Regions from separate parts of the Homo sapiens genome. Here all the other regions are linked to region 1. Evidence: chromatin contacts called from ENCODE Hi-C or POLR2A ChIA-PET data. All regions are on one chromosome and are shown on one strand. The core of a region is the stretch at or near the end of the contact, and the rest is flanking DNA. Distances in the headings are between cores, read along the strand shown. Region 1 overlaps LOC105372981 (a long non-coding RNA gene). Region 2 has its middle 77 kb from the start of CPMER. Region 3 has its middle 140 kb from the start of CPMER.

What was found. Hi-C counts contacts between places; a loop is a spot of excess contacts on that map. ChIA-PET counts read pairs that join two places held with the same protein, here RNA polymerase II (POLR2A). Pooled maps may share reads with other maps.
Region 2: a loop to region 1 is called in a map of gastrocnemius medialis, with 6 times the contacts of the local background. The contact joins two enhancer-like sites. A Hi-C loop is called at or near these places in 3 of 168 maps with a recorded cell type or tissue (gastrocnemius medialis and psoas muscle) and 2 of 50 pooled maps. POLR2A ChIA-PET finds 5 or more read pairs at or near these places in 1 of 52 experiments (BJ).
Region 3: a map of heart right ventricle shows a loop between it and region 1 (7-fold over the local background). The contact joins two enhancer-like sites. A Hi-C loop is called at or near these places in 10 of 168 maps with a recorded cell type or tissue (Right ventricle myocardium inferior, cardiac septum, endothelial cell of hepatic sinusoid and 4 more) and 6 of 50 pooled maps.

The regions. Positions count from the first base shown.
Region 1 is chr22:27,509,553-27,514,328 of GRCh38, forward strand. The region is part of intron 1 of LOC105372981 (a long non-coding RNA gene); the gene reads right to left. Among named protein-coding and RNA genes, the nearest start is that of LINC02554, 200 kb to the left of the region's middle. Within about 2 kb of position 2,804, at least 13 of the 41 ENCODE cell types and tissues checked have a DNase peak (open chromatin) inside an H3K27ac peak, as active enhancers do; they include heart left ventricle and heart right ventricle, where a contact is called at or near this core.
Region 2 is chr22:27,635,139-27,639,914 of GRCh38, forward strand. No RefSeq gene overlaps it. Among named protein-coding and RNA genes, the nearest start is that of CPMER, 77 kb to the right of the region's middle. RefSeq lists enhancers at 2,276-2,776, 2,989-3,793, 3,794-4,597. Within about 2 kb of position 2,118, at least 6 of the 41 ENCODE cell types and tissues checked have a DNase peak (open chromatin) inside an H3K27ac peak, as active enhancers do.
Region 3 is chr22:27,575,035-27,579,810 of GRCh38, forward strand. No RefSeq gene overlaps it. Among named protein-coding and RNA genes, the nearest start is that of CPMER, 140 kb to the right of the region's middle. RefSeq lists enhancers at 905-1,405, 1,406-1,906. Within about 2 kb of position 2,342, at least 4 of the 41 ENCODE cell types and tissues checked have a DNase peak (open chromatin) inside an H3K27ac peak, as active enhancers do; they include heart left ventricle and heart right ventricle, where a contact is called at or near this core.

The sequences.
Region 1 (4,776 bases), core at 1,554-4,053:
ACTAAAATACATGCCACATCCTCCTCCCTTCTCCACCTGGAGAAACACTTTATCTTCTTCAAGACTTAGCTCAGAGTATAATTTCCTCTGTGAAACCTTCTGCTAATCTCCCAAGGAGAATGGGAATTTGCTTTCTTGCAGCAACTTTATCTTGTCTCTATCACAAACATTGCTTCCATTCATTTGCTGGACATTCCCTCAAAGGCAGCTGGGTGCCAGGCACTGTACGGCTCTCTGATCTCACTGCACTATAACTGTTTTTTTTTTTTTTTACGTGCCTGTGAGCACTAGATCATGAGTTCTCTGCAGGTGGGACTATGTCAGATTCATTTTTGCATCTCCAGCTCCTAGCACATAGTAAGCACTCCGTGTTGGCTGATTTACACTTCAAAGTAAAAGTAATCCAATAATACATGAAAAGCACTTGACTTGGAACAAGACCTGCCACAATAAAAGTCCTGAAGAAAATTGTAGTTAATGTTGTGTGGATACAAACTGTGTGGGTCCCTCTTGAACATATCACAACCCTAATCTATTCTGGAAGGCACCCACTTCACCCCAGGTGCTCCAAACAACAGAGCTTGAATTCCCTTGGGAGCCCCCGGCACAAGGGCCACCCAAAATTAGACCTGCCCCTGCTGGTGCTTAAAATTAGAAGGAGTTTGCATTCCAAGATGCCAACAGGTGCGAGCAATAGTTCATGGACCAAAATAAATTGGTGACACACTAGGGCTTAAAATTAGATGAACCCTCTTGGTTCAAACTGTTGTCCATGGCGGGTGGTTGTCTTGGGTAAAGGATAGAGAGGAGGATGCTCAAACTACTCAAAGCCTGAACTCAGGAGATGAAAGGAATCCACATGGACTGAAAATGTATCTGGTGCCAGGCCCTGTGCCGGCAGTCTGGATTAAATTATGCAGCTGGATGTGCACAGTGGTGCTGGAAAACAGTGCTGTCCTTATTATCATCATACGTTGCCAATGACAAAACAGCTTCATGCCAGGGACTTGTCCAAAGGCACCCAGCTAGCAGGAGACAGAGCAGGGTTTGAAATCCCACCTCTCACTGGCTGCCCCAGGCTTGTTTCAGGGTGCCAGACTACCCACCACCCCTACTTCCCTAAGTAGCCTTTGTCTGGGTGGATCATGTGTCCTGGCCCTGAACACACTGATTGGACAAAGCAATGGTTGTGTGCCCTAGTGCAAACCACTCATTAGCCAGGGACTTACAGGTGGAAAGAAGTAACTGAACCAATCAGATGTCACCTGGAGGAATGTGCACTAGGCAACTGTCCTAAGAGAAAGGGATGCAGTAGGCTCTACTGAGGAAAGCGAGAGGTGGGGCAGCAGCCCAGAGCAACACGGTCACATAATGACTTCAGCAAATACTAAGGAGCAGACGGGCATATTACACTGTATCCTCAACTCATCCCTGGGAATTTTACCCCCTTTTATAGATGAAAGCAGCTGGGTATTGGTGAGGTCACCAAGCAACCCCACAGAGAGGTGAAGACAAGGTTTCAGATTCCAAAGTCTTCCAGTCTACTGTAGGAACTTAGGGGTGTGTGTATATTCACGTGTGTGCACAGATATGGGAGAGGGCATGCGCGTGTGAGTGGCTGTGTGTGTGCCCATTGTGTATGTGTGCATGGATGTGGGTGTCACACAGGAAGGATGCGAGAATGGGAGATTCAGAGCAGGTTTGGTCCTCAAGGTGGCTGCAATGGGTGCCCCACACTTCAAGCCACCAGTAACTCTGTGATCCTCTTCACATTTCCCCTGTTTTCCAACAATGGGGCCACATCAGCCCCACCAGGGCTCTACTGGAAATTGTTGTTGATACCTAGACAGAAAGGGCTTTTCACTGTCCAGACCCCCATGGGCTGGTTGCTCTCCCAGGATCAGCACGAGGACTTTCTGTGAGCTCTGGAAAAAAGTAGACTGCACTTAAGAGAAAACTTCCCAAAGGAGTAGATTTTAAGTCTGCTTCAGTTGAACGCCATTGATCTCTTTCTCTAAAAGACCCTAAACAGTGAGAGAGTCCTATTCAGAGGTTCTGATCAAGGCTGGGTAAGGCTCTGCCCCCACCAGCCCTCTGTGTGCTACCGAACACAGGCATCAAGCTTTGGAAGAAGCCACTTCAAGACAAATTCTGGGTCCTCCACCTGGAGCCAGCTCAAACCTCCCTGAACCTGTTTCTCCATCAGTAACATGGCGAATATTCCTCCTTCATAGGTTGTTCCAAAGAAGTTAAAACTATAAAGTCAGAGATCAGTAATAGTCAGTTTCTTTGAGCATCTTGCATAATGACATAAAATAAAACTGTACTAAGTGTCAGGAACATTGGGTTCCACTTTTTTGCCTTGCCGTTGACATACTCCATGATTTGGGGCAAGTCCTTGTCCTCTCTGGACCATATTGTTCTCTGTTCTATAATTAAAGTGTTAGCCCTGATTAATGGATTCATTCTTACTATGTACTGAGTCTTGGACTCAACATGGTAGGTGTAGATGTGAATATGACAAAGAAGGTCCCTGTGGCATCTGGGAAGGCTTTACCCAGACACCTTAGGAAACTACTATTGGTGACTGACCTTTGGAAGAAGAGGCACGTAAGCTAACTCCTTTTTTTCTTTCTTGGGAGGTTGCAAGAGTAAAGAGCATGTTCAAGGAAAGAAGGAGTCCCTCTCCAGGGTTCTCCTAGGTCTGTTTGTTGATTGGCTCGTTGAGTACGTAACCCACATGTACACACACACATCTGCATGGGCATGCATAGACATGCGACGCACACACCTACCAGAAGGCAGGGTTCAACAGGCCCAGCAGCGGCGTCTTGGGGAAAAGGACTGATTCGAGAGAAAACAGGAAGCAACTCCAAGTGTTCAAGCCTCCCTCTGCAACCCCGTTCCTTTTCCACACATTATGAAAATGAGATTGGACGGTGGAGGGTAGAGAGGTGCGTAATGCTCCTGCTATTTCCTGACGTCCTTCCCAGTGCCTCAGAGGCCCAGATCGAGTGGAATTATCTCCTCCCCTGGCTGGGAGGGAGCTAGCTTAGAGCCAAAAACACCAAGATATGGAGAAGAAGCCTGAAGGACTATACAAACAAGCTAGGCTCGTGGCTTCAGGCCAAGAGGAACTGAGCCAACAACCCTCCCCTGTCCCAGTGCAAACCCAGATGTTGGCTGGCCCCCCCGCTATTGGCCACAGAGGTGATGGGGGTCCCACTTCAGGATCTGAGCCCTGCTTGAGTAAGACTGACAGGGGGCTGGTGTGTGAATCTGGAGAGAAACAGGGGACTGGGTGCCTTCCTTTCTTTCTCTCTCTCTCTCTCTCTCTCTCTCTCTCTCTCTCTCTCTCTCTCTCTTCCCAGTCTCTGCCTCATCATCTTGTCACCTGTATGTATCTCTCTCTTTCTCTTTGCAGTGTCAGCCCAGTCTTTTTCTCTGGAACAAGTAGGGTGAAGCTGGCAGGATGTCTGAAAAATCCAACCTGACCAAAAACTTGCTATGAAACCCAAATTAACATAAGACACCCTGTTCTGTCTATCACACTGATAAAAATGGAAACATCAATAATATTCTTCATTAACAAAGGTAGAGCAAACAGGCTGTCTCAAAAATTATTAGTGGGAGTAAAAACCAGTATTAAATGTGCACGCTCCTGACCAAGCAATACTACTGGCACAAACTCAACGTGCACAAAGATGTATGAGGAAGTATAAGAATACAATGGTATTGTTTATACACCATTGTTTGTCATAATGAAATCTGCCAATAATGCAAGAATGATGTAAAGGGGACTGGTTAAATAAGTCAAGGTGTCACCATACTATGGAATATTATGCAGATATGTAAAAGAATGAGCTAGGTCTACATGTCAGGCATGGAAAGACATCCATGAACAAAGAAAGTCACATAAAGGTTTAGCTGGGGTAGCTTAGGCTATGCTTAATAACAAGTATGTCTGAACACCTCAGTGGCTTACTACAAAAAGGTTCATTTCTTGCTCAAACAAAGTCTAATGGAAGCCTGGTCACTCTCCAGGGTAGCTGTGCTCCATGCTGTGACTCAGTGATCCAATCTGAGTCCATCTCATGGCTCTACTATCTCAATACTATCTCGGCATCCTGTTCACTATAGAGGGAAGAGAATGCAGAAAGAACTCACACCTGATCATGCATGCACCACCCTTTGCTGGGAAGTCACATGCCCTCTGCCTAATTACAAGGAGACAGGAAAATTGGGAGGAGTAAGTTGATTTTAAGTGAGCCATAAAAAGGCAAATGTAAGAATTATCCCCACTTTACATATGGAAAAATGAAGTCTCAGACAGACCACCACTCACTGCAGTGAATGTTTTTACCTCCCTAGCATCCATCCACCTCTTCTTCAGCCGAGGGTATCATTATATCCCTTCAGAAAGACCTGTTCTAATCTCACCCACACAGAATATGTGGGTCATAATTGCCTTAGGTTAGTTGCTTCCACAATTCTCTCAGTCATAGTGACTGGTTCTGGGAGGTACTATAGTTCAGTCAGAGCCAATGAAACCAATGGATACTCTCATGGGAGTTCTGTGTAAGCATCTGGATCAATCCATTCCTGAAGCTAATACCAACCACTTCGGCCAATATATTATTACTCCCTTACTCACCCATCCCCATTTTTTTTTGTGTTGATTTTTGTTTGCTTTGTTTGTTCCTAAGCCTCTTAGGGCCTAGAGTTTTTATCAGGACTTAATCCCAGGTCTTCCAGATTCCAATGCCCACTCTTAAC
Region 2 (4,776 bases), core at 868-3,367, 120 kb after region 1:
TCCTCTGCATGGGGTACTTTTTTCCATAGCCCAATGCCGAGAACAGTCCTGGCTCATAGTAGGTACTCAACAAATGTTTGTTGATTGAATAAGTGTGAGAGAAGACACGAAGGCATGCGTGCACCTGTTGGAACGAAAGAGCTGCAGGAGCTTGAGAGTTTAGTGTGGGAGTGCCTGGCCCCCTCAATGCAGGGGCTATGACCAACCCAGACACCACATATTATCGTGGTCAGAGGCACAGAGGCCCTGAGACAAATCCTGCCTCTGTCTGTTCCCAGCTCTGTGACCTTAAGAGACTCTCTTAGCCTCTCTTGGTCTCAGTTGCCTCATTGGTAAACTGGGTTCTCAAGAGGTTTAAATGAGGTCATATAGAAAGTGCAATCAAAAGAGTGCCCAGCACATTCAAGATACTCAATCTGTGTGGTCGGTGTGTTATTATTTTTCTCCACCTCCCCGGCATTCAGCCCTAGACCAGGCAATCATGAGCTGTCAATCAATGGAGATACTACCATCATCACCATCACTCAGAAAGATGGATCAGACCATGAGAACTTGTCACCTGATGATAATCATAAACCCTGACATTCACATGGGCCTGAGAAGTTACCAAGAGCTTTTCCTGGGTGCTGCTCCTCCAGGTTTCAAGGGCAGGTGGGGGCCCAGCCCAGAACTCTCTCTCTTCAGCCTCCCTTTGGAGCTTCATACAGCAGGCTCATCCTCTGCTTCTCCACCCCTCACTACCTGACTTCCAGCCAGTTCAGTTCCACTGTGAACTCTGGGAGAGATGGACAGCTTGGCGATGGGAATGTCAGTGCAGCCTCAGGCCAGAGAGCCACTGCTCAGTGGAAAAGTGGTCTCTGGTCCTGGGCGATGGAACAGCATTTCCAGGCCTGGCAGGACCTGTCAAAGGCCCTGTCCTAGAGACACATCTGTACCCTCCACGCCTCACCCGTCTCTGGGATCCTCAGCCTGGGTCCCCCAGCCATGCTGGGATTTAGAACCAATATTTTTAGAAAGCACAGCTGAGGCTTTTTAACAAGGTTATGCATTAATTCAACAAACATTCCCGGCTTGGGTGCTGGAGAAGCAGAAATGAAGTCGATACAGCCTCTGCATCAAAGAGCTCACACTTTAAGTAGGAAGGAAGGTGGCAGCTTTGGCGAGAACATGGGGCTTTGGGGGAGCAATCAGGGCAACTCACAGCCAAAACATTGAAGCAAAGATGTGGAGAAGAAGGAATTAGCAAAGGCAGAGGGAGTTTCAGGCACAAGGAACAGCAGGTGCAAAGGCTTGGTGGCTGGAGAAAATGGAGAGAACTTGAAAAATGTGGCAGGACTGGAGTAAAGACAACGGTTGGGGAGGCAGAGTGTGGCAAGAGAGGGGCATCTTCTTCCAAGACTTCCCTTTATTGGAAGGCAAAGCCAAGGAGAGATTTGGTCTTACAGATACTTCATTCATTCATCTGCATGGTCATTCAACAGTTACTGACAGCATCCTGAGTCAGGCATAAGGTGGGTCCTGGGCAGAGGGAAACAAACAAGGGAAGGGCATGAGATGGGTGGGAAAGTAGGGGATGTGGGGCACAGCAGATGGGGAAGGCATCAGGGACGGCTCCCTGGAGGAGAGGGCTCCAAGCAATCTGAAAAAAATGCCTCCTCCTACCTCTAAACTGAGCTCAGGTATCCAGGGGAATATCAGCCCCAAAGCTCTCACCCCCATCAGTGGCAGGGAAGGTCCAAAATTCTCCAGGGAGCTGCTTATCCACTCATTCATTTGTCCATTCATTCATTCATTCATTCATTCATTCATTCATCATTTCACCCAGCATTTGCTCAGACAGACAGAAAACCCAGCCCTGCCCTTAGAGGCTCCCAGCACCACTGAAAAGGAGACAAAGGCATGAATAAGCAAACAGAAGTCAGTATCAATGGCGGTGGAACATGGACATCCAACACTAGCTGTCAGCACAACCTCCTGAGAGTTTTATAAAACACAGTTTCCCTGGGCCCGACTGCGAGCCACTGACTCTACCTCATGGAGTCAGTCCAGGGAATCTGCATCCTAAAACTCCTCAGGGACTGGAGATGGCTCAGCCTGGCACTTGCCTGCTGACGGTCATTTCAGAATCCGTCTGTGCCAGGAGCACCAAGTCCCTGAGGGACTGGTAGAATCAGGTGGCAGCCGGGGACAGGCCTCTGCTGACTTCAGGTCTTATTTTAGCCTCTGGCATGTCCCCAGGAGGCCCCACAGGAGGGGGCCGAGGATTTTACAGGAGGGATTTGCACGGGTATTTTCAGTCTAGATGGAGGATCAGCCTGGCCATAGCCAGCCCCGCAGTTAGAGAAACCAGGCACTGAAGTCTAATAGTACCCACCACCCACCCTGGAGAAGCTGGCCTCCTGGGCCTCCCTGAGCCCTGGGGTGGAGACTCGCTGTCAGAGATGAGCTGAGAGACCTGTGTGGGCCTCTGAGCAGATCTGGCATCTGGCAGCTTGGAACAGCTAGAGACTATGTTTGCAAAAGATGGGTGAGGGAGGCTGGGGGTATCATCTCCATTTCACAGATGCAGAAACTGAGGCTTGGAGAGGCCAAGGCCATTGCCATACCCTGAGTCAACCCCAAGTCCTTGTAACAGTGAACTAGGTCTTTGCTAAAAAGACAGCCCCGGTGCCTAACAGATGTCATTCCAAGCCAATGATTAATAAATAATGCTAACACTCGATGCTGGTAACCAGCCAATGCTTACATGAAGCGTGGATAGGCCAGGCACCATTCTCAGCACTGGGCATATTTTACCACTAACTCCTCTTCATCCTCACCAACACCTACAAAGCAGGCAGTAATAGTATGCCCATTTGACAGATGAAATGAACTTGGGAGTTGGGCAGAAAGATCCACGGAGCCCCAAGTCCCCAGTGAGTCTTTCCCTCCCCAGACCACCTTCCCAAACCCTCCCAGCCCTCATGCTTATTCTGATAAACCCTCCAAAGCCCGGATTAGTAAAGGGGTTAACAAGGTGGATGGCACCCCCCAGGCTTGGTTTGCACCTGCCAGTTAGAGGCAGAAGGCAGTCTGGGGTCAATGGACAAAGCCAGGCACGAAGTCCAAAGCATGGGTTTGAATCCCAGCCCCGCCCTGGCCTTCCTGAGCCTCAGTTTCCTCTGCTGAGAACTGGAAGCATCTATTCCCACCCCAAGTACCACCTAGCATGGCAGGTAGGGTCAAGAGAGCAGGAATACGCTTCTCCACCTGCAGATGAGGAGGCTGAGGCCCAGAGAGGGGTTGGCAGATGCTCAGGGACCCCTGGCTGGGCTGGGAGCAAATGAGCTCTTGTGAATCACATGCCCCTGTCAGAATAACAATGAAGGGGGAGCCGAGAAACAATGAGGGCCCAGTTGACTCTGCCCAAGGGGCAGTCGGCACAGGTCTGTCTGACTCCTGGGCTGATCTGACCGTTCTCAGCAACAGAAGTAGGGGAAGGCATAGGTACTGGGGTTTCAGCCAGTCTCCTACTAACCAGCTGGGTGACCTTGGACTACTTACTAAACCTCTCTGAACCTCTCTTTTCTCAGCCTCAAAATGGGGACAATCACAGTAAGGCGGTTGCGAGAACCCAGGAAGGCAGGAGGTGTGGAGTTGCCTTTTCCAGATGGAGCACTGGGAACTCAGGCTCTGGGGTGGGGAAGGGACTTGCCCAAGATCACAGGGCACCCATGCAGCTGAGCAGAAGCTTGTCTGCGGCTTCTCCCCCACCCACAGGCCTGAGGAGGAGGGGCCCCGCCTCTGGTGGTGGGGAGGTGGGATGAGGGAAGGGTTCCCTGAAGCACGGGCATCGCAAACCGCAGGACTGGCATTTGCAGGGATGGCATTCCAGGTGGGGGAGCCGGCCTAGGCAAAGGCCGAGGGGCTGGACGGCACTGAGAATGTGCGGAGACCAGCATGACATTTAGACGGCTAGAGCGAAGGAGGCGGGAACGTCTGCAAGTAGGTGTGTGCAAGGTGGCTTTTCCATCAGCATGTGTGCGTGTGTGTGCTTACACACGTGCATGAGTGTGAGTGCGACTTCTCGGCCGCAGAGTCCCCCATTAACGCTCCGGTATTTGTTTGTTCAGTTCCGCTGTCCCATCGGCCCTGCTGCCTCTCTGCACCCCGTTTGCCAGTCGGCTCCCTCTCCCTCTCCCGAGGTCTCCATGCGTCATTAAAACCGAAACAAGCCCCTGCTCTGATGGTTAAACCAGATGCCCAGGCCCCATCCTGCCTGGGCCCCATCTCAGGGTCAGAATGAGCCACGGAGCTGCTGGGGAGGCCCCGTCCAGCTGCATCAGCCCGTGGGGGGCCTGGGGTCCCAAGAGGGACAGGGCCAGACGAGGGGAAACCCAATCCGTGACACATGGAGATCATTTGCAGAAGGAACAAAATCCGTGACCAACTCCAAACGGATGCAAAGGGGAGGGGAGCGGGGCTGGGTAAGGAGTTCTCAGGGCCAGTGGGAGATGAGGACTGAGGCAAACCCTGGGCCAGCCCCAGGCCAAGCTCTCAGGTTGTCTCAGCCACACTCTCTAGGAGCTCCTGGCAAGGCTCCCACCCTCCCTGGGCCCTTGTGTTCTCCTTTCAAATAGGGTGAGGACTGAAAGAAAGATTCAGAGCAAATGTCTGACCCTGTGCCCAGCAAATGGTTAGCCTGAAGCAAATAGATTGATACATAGATGAGACAACTGAGACTCAGAGAGGTTGTGCAACTCAGCAAAGGGCACACAGCAAGTCAGCCTAGGAGTG
Region 3 (4,776 bases), core at 1,092-3,591, 65 kb after region 1:
GCCGCCACTCTCTGTCCATTCCTTGTCCTTGAAAGCCAGCTCAGAGATCTGCCACCAGCCATGGGAACGGCAGGCCAGTTCCAGCAGGGACCCTCGAAGGGAAATGCAGTGACAGCCCTTAAAATAACAGCTCCGGTCAGCTTTTTATAGGGCTGAGACTGAGTAGGTAGTGCAGGAACTAGTTACAGGGATCTTTGTCTGCAAAGAGAAATTAGGATAGGCGAGCATGGTGGCTGCAGAGAAGCTGAGGTCTTTTCCAGAGGGAAAGCATGGAAAAATGAAGTCACACGTCACCCAGGAGGCTGGCCTACAGCCAGAGCCAAGCTGTGGGCTCATCTGGCCCCGGGTTCTGCCCAGTGCTCACCTTCTGAAGGTGGCCTACCTAGGACTCGTCCCTTTGTCTGTCTGGAAAATGAGCTTAACTGCCAAGCACTTCCCGTGCCAGCCCTGCTGAGCACTGCACATCTGTTATCTTATTTAAGCCTCAAGACATACGTTCATCCCCATTTTACAGATGAGAAAACTGAGGCTCAGAGAGGTTAAGAAACATGCCCAAGGTCACTCAGCTGGTGAGAGACCTGGCGGGGATTTGAGCTCACATCTGCCTCACTCGGAAGCCCATACTCCTGACACTGACATTCTCCCTCCTTGCCACCTCCCTGAGAAGAGAGAGACAGCCCAAACCCAGCCTATAGTCGCATCAGTACGGGGCACTATAATGCAATGTCCTTGCCGTTGACCCCAAGCCTCTGAAATCTGGACTGGGGAGTCTGGGGTGAAACAGACCAAAGCCCGGGGTTTGGGAGAAGTAAATGTTATATTTGGGGGCACTGGTATTTGGACCAACTGGATGCGTCTCAGAAAAAATTCCATTTTGTTCATCAGTAACCCCAGAGAAAAATGTCTTAGGGCAAAAAGGAAATGTCAGAACAGGCCTGCTAGCAAGAAGACAGAACAATCTTTTCATTCCTGTGTTCCGCTACATGCTGCCGATGAAGAAGCTGGTTAAGTTAAATATGAGACATTTCCAGCCAAGATTTGTAGGAGCCGGTTTCCAAGCTCAATTTTGCCACTGACTCTCAGTGTGATACGAACCTTAGTTTCCCCATCAGCAAATTGAGAACTAAAGATATCTTTAAGATTCCTTTCCATTTTAAATGTGTTCAGTCCCCAAGACACCCTCGAGAGGCCAACCTGGCCTGGCTGTCCCCATTGCACGCAGTGGAAACTAAGGCTCAGGAAGGGCAGAGGGCTAGCCCCCAGTCTCGTGGTAGCTTCAAACTGGACTCAGCCTTAGAATTCCTGCTTGGACCACAAAATTCAGCTCTCGTGGCAAACTGCCCCCCGCACCATGAGAGCCCAGCAACCTTGCAGAGCAATGGGTCCCTTTCAAGGGTCTGGCTCCTCTTAGCCTGGGGCCGGATGGTGTCACGGAGACATCTGGGGGCAGTCTGGCAACCCCCTCAGCCTCTGGGTCTCTGAGACATCCTGGGCCGTGGCGCACATCTGGCTAGTTGGCCGGAACCACAGCAAACATCTGTGGGAAGGGAGGGAAGGGAGGAAGGAAGCTGGTGCTCCCAGGGTCTGAGGGACAGAGTCCTGGCCCTGCTCCAGATAGCCAGGTAAGCACTTTGGCTTCAGGTTTTGGAATGTGTCTATGAGTCAGTGCATGCACACACATGGTATACGTGTGTGTACGTGTGTTCGTGTAAGCACTGTGTCCATCGTGTGTTGTATGTGCATGCATGTTGCATATGCATATGTGTTCTTGTGCTGCATCCATGTCTTTGTGTGTATGTTGTCTGTGTGTTTGCATGCACACATGTATTGTGTCCGTGCTTGCTTGTGTGTACATACATGGATAGGTGGATGTGTCTAGGTGTATGTAACAGGGATGTATAGCAGCAAAGACTGAGCTTGAATTCCAGGCCCACCACTTCCTGGCTGTGTGACCCTGAACCAGTTAGTGTACCTCTCTGGGTCACTAACAATAGCACCCACCCCATTCAGCTCATGAGGCTTTGGGGAGCTAACCCATGAAGACCAATGAACACTGGCCCACAGCAAAAGCTGCATAACTGGCTGCGATTATTCCGCTTCTTTTCCTGCCGGCTGCGTCTCTGGGTGCCGCAAAGATCCAGCCATCAGGGCCGGCTGCTTGTTGATGGGCCTGCATGCCGCCCCCCGTAAATTCAGGAATCGCCTGCCGCAGGAATGCCATATTTCTATCATCTCCCAGACAGCGTCAGCCTTCTCTGAGCTGTTTCCCTTTGGCTCACAGCCAGGTTTAAGAGTTTTACGAAAATTCCCAAGACCTTTAGCCGTCTCGACTTGAGAAGACAGGGCTGCTGGGCTGGGGAGAAAATGAGAGGCTACTGAAGGCAGGAAGCAGGCTGCATTCCTGGTCCCAAGGAGGTACGGCTGGCGGGAGGCTCAGAAAGCCCAGGACATTCTTCTCCAAGTTAAAAATACGCAGCACGTCAGCTGCAGCAAAGGCCTCTGCAACCTAAATCTATTCCAGAAAGCGGAAAGGTACAGCAGCATAGATGTTTCAGGCTAAGAGGAAAAGAAGGCCGTTCGGTCCCAACACTGAAGGCTCCCAGCCAACCTGTGTCCTCCGCACCGTCACCCCTGACAGCGGTGTTCCTTCCACCAAGTCCGCGCGTCCTTAGCGACATTCTCCAATGCACAGCACCCAGATCTGGGGTTCAAATCCCAGCTCCACCCCTTACTGTGTGTCCTCTGGAGACTTGCTCTACCTCTCTGAGCCTCAGTCCTTTCAACTTTAAAATAGGAACAAGAAGGCATTCCTTAAGAGGTGCGCTGAGGGTTAACAGAGATGGTGTCTGTGAAGCGGAGCCTGGTCTCCTTCCAAACTCAGGCAGGGCCTACCCCTGGGTGAGCTCCGCCTCTCCTGACATACACACTTGTTTGAGGGGCAGGGAATGCCCCAGGCTCGGGAGTCAGGAGGTCTCAGCTGTGTTTGCTGTGTGGCTTTAGGCAAATCACTGAACTTTTCTGTGTGACACTCCCATTTCCCCACCCATGAAATAAGATGGTTGAACTGGATCAGTAAATCCCAAAAAGAGGTTTAAACACCCCAGTGGCTGGGAGATGGTGGTACACAGGCATAAAACTTTTTGTTTTTAATTCTCAAATATTTATTTTTATGTGTATTAAAAATATCATCACTTCCAATTTGGGATGTCATGGATATTGTTGCTAAGGCTGAGGCTAAAATCTTTTTTAAGTGAGTTAGTGTAAAGTGGATTTAAAGAATGACGTTGGGTTAATAATGGGGCAAAAACTACCTAGGTGGCCATGAAAGACCGAGACTGGGGGATATTCCACAGAGAAGGTAATCTCAACCCCTGGCTTCTCTCCTTCTTGGTTTTGATATTATAAGTAAGGACCTGGCACAGTGGCTCATGCCTGGAATCCCAGCACTTTGGGAGACCAAGGCAGGAGGATAACTTGAGGCCAGGAATTTGAGACCAGCCTGGGCAACATAGTGAGACTGCATCTCTACAAAAAATTTTAAAAATAGCCAGGTGTGATGATGTGTGCCTGCAGTCCCGGCTACTCAGGAGGCTGAGGCAGGAGGATCACTAGAGCCCAGAAGTTGGAGATTGCAGTGAGCTAGGATTGCACCCCAGCACTCCAGCCTGGACTACAGAGCTAGATTCTGTCTCTAGAAAAACTAAAAAATAAAATTATGGGTAAGTCATGGCATCTATGAGCCTTAGTTTCCTAGTCAGTGAAATAGGGATAATAAAAGGTGCCCCCCAAGGCCACGACGAAGGTCTAATGAGAAGATGTCTTGAAAAGCACCTGACAAGATGCCTGGCAAATAACAGATGCCCAGAGGAGTGACTGTTATTGCGGAACTTGTATCAGAAGCCTAAAAAATTAATCATCATATCCTGAATTACTATTAATTGTATTATTATTATTTTCCAGCCACTGTTCCAAGCACTTTATATGAATACAGCAGGGATCATTTATGAAGCACTGATTGTGTAACAGGCCCTAACCACATTTTATCTCATTTAATAGCTCTGTAGTTCACACAAACGGCTCTGTAGTTCACAATTCCAACAGATGGCTATTGAGCATTTACTTGATTCAAGACACAGAAGATTCCAGAGTAAACAAGCCAGGAGAATCCCTGCCTGGTGAGGCTTCAGTGATACAAGGGCTGTTTTATAGCTGAGAGGTCTTGGAGATGAGATGAAGCTCTAGGACAAGGCAAAGGGCAAATGTGAGCCTGAGTCTGTCTGATTCGAGTATTCAGGCTGTCCCCACAGGGACTCCCCATCCCCGGGAACAGTCAGAGCATCTTCACACCCAGGCAGCTGTGAAGGAGATTGGAGACCCATCCATGTAAAACACAAGAGCAGGAGCCGACAGTTACCCTCATCTTCGATGCTCCCTCCCTTGACCCCACTGGAGGACATAAGTGTCCAAGAGGCTGAGACAGCCCCAACTGCCATCATCTGCAAACAGAGAGATGGGGTTACTGTCACCCCTTGCCCATGCAAGGGGGATCACCATGGGACAGAGAGACGCCAAGGGCATGTTAATGAACCATGCATGCTGAACTTGACACACACTGGAGGCTCCAACTCGTTCCTAAGGGACCTGTACCCTAATTTTTGCCCATAATGGGCTCCAGGTACTGTCATTCGAAAGGAGTCAGTTTGTCACTTACAGAGCACTAAGGATTGAATGAGATGGGGCTGGGTGTGAGGAAGGAGGAGAAGGCAACTGCAGGAG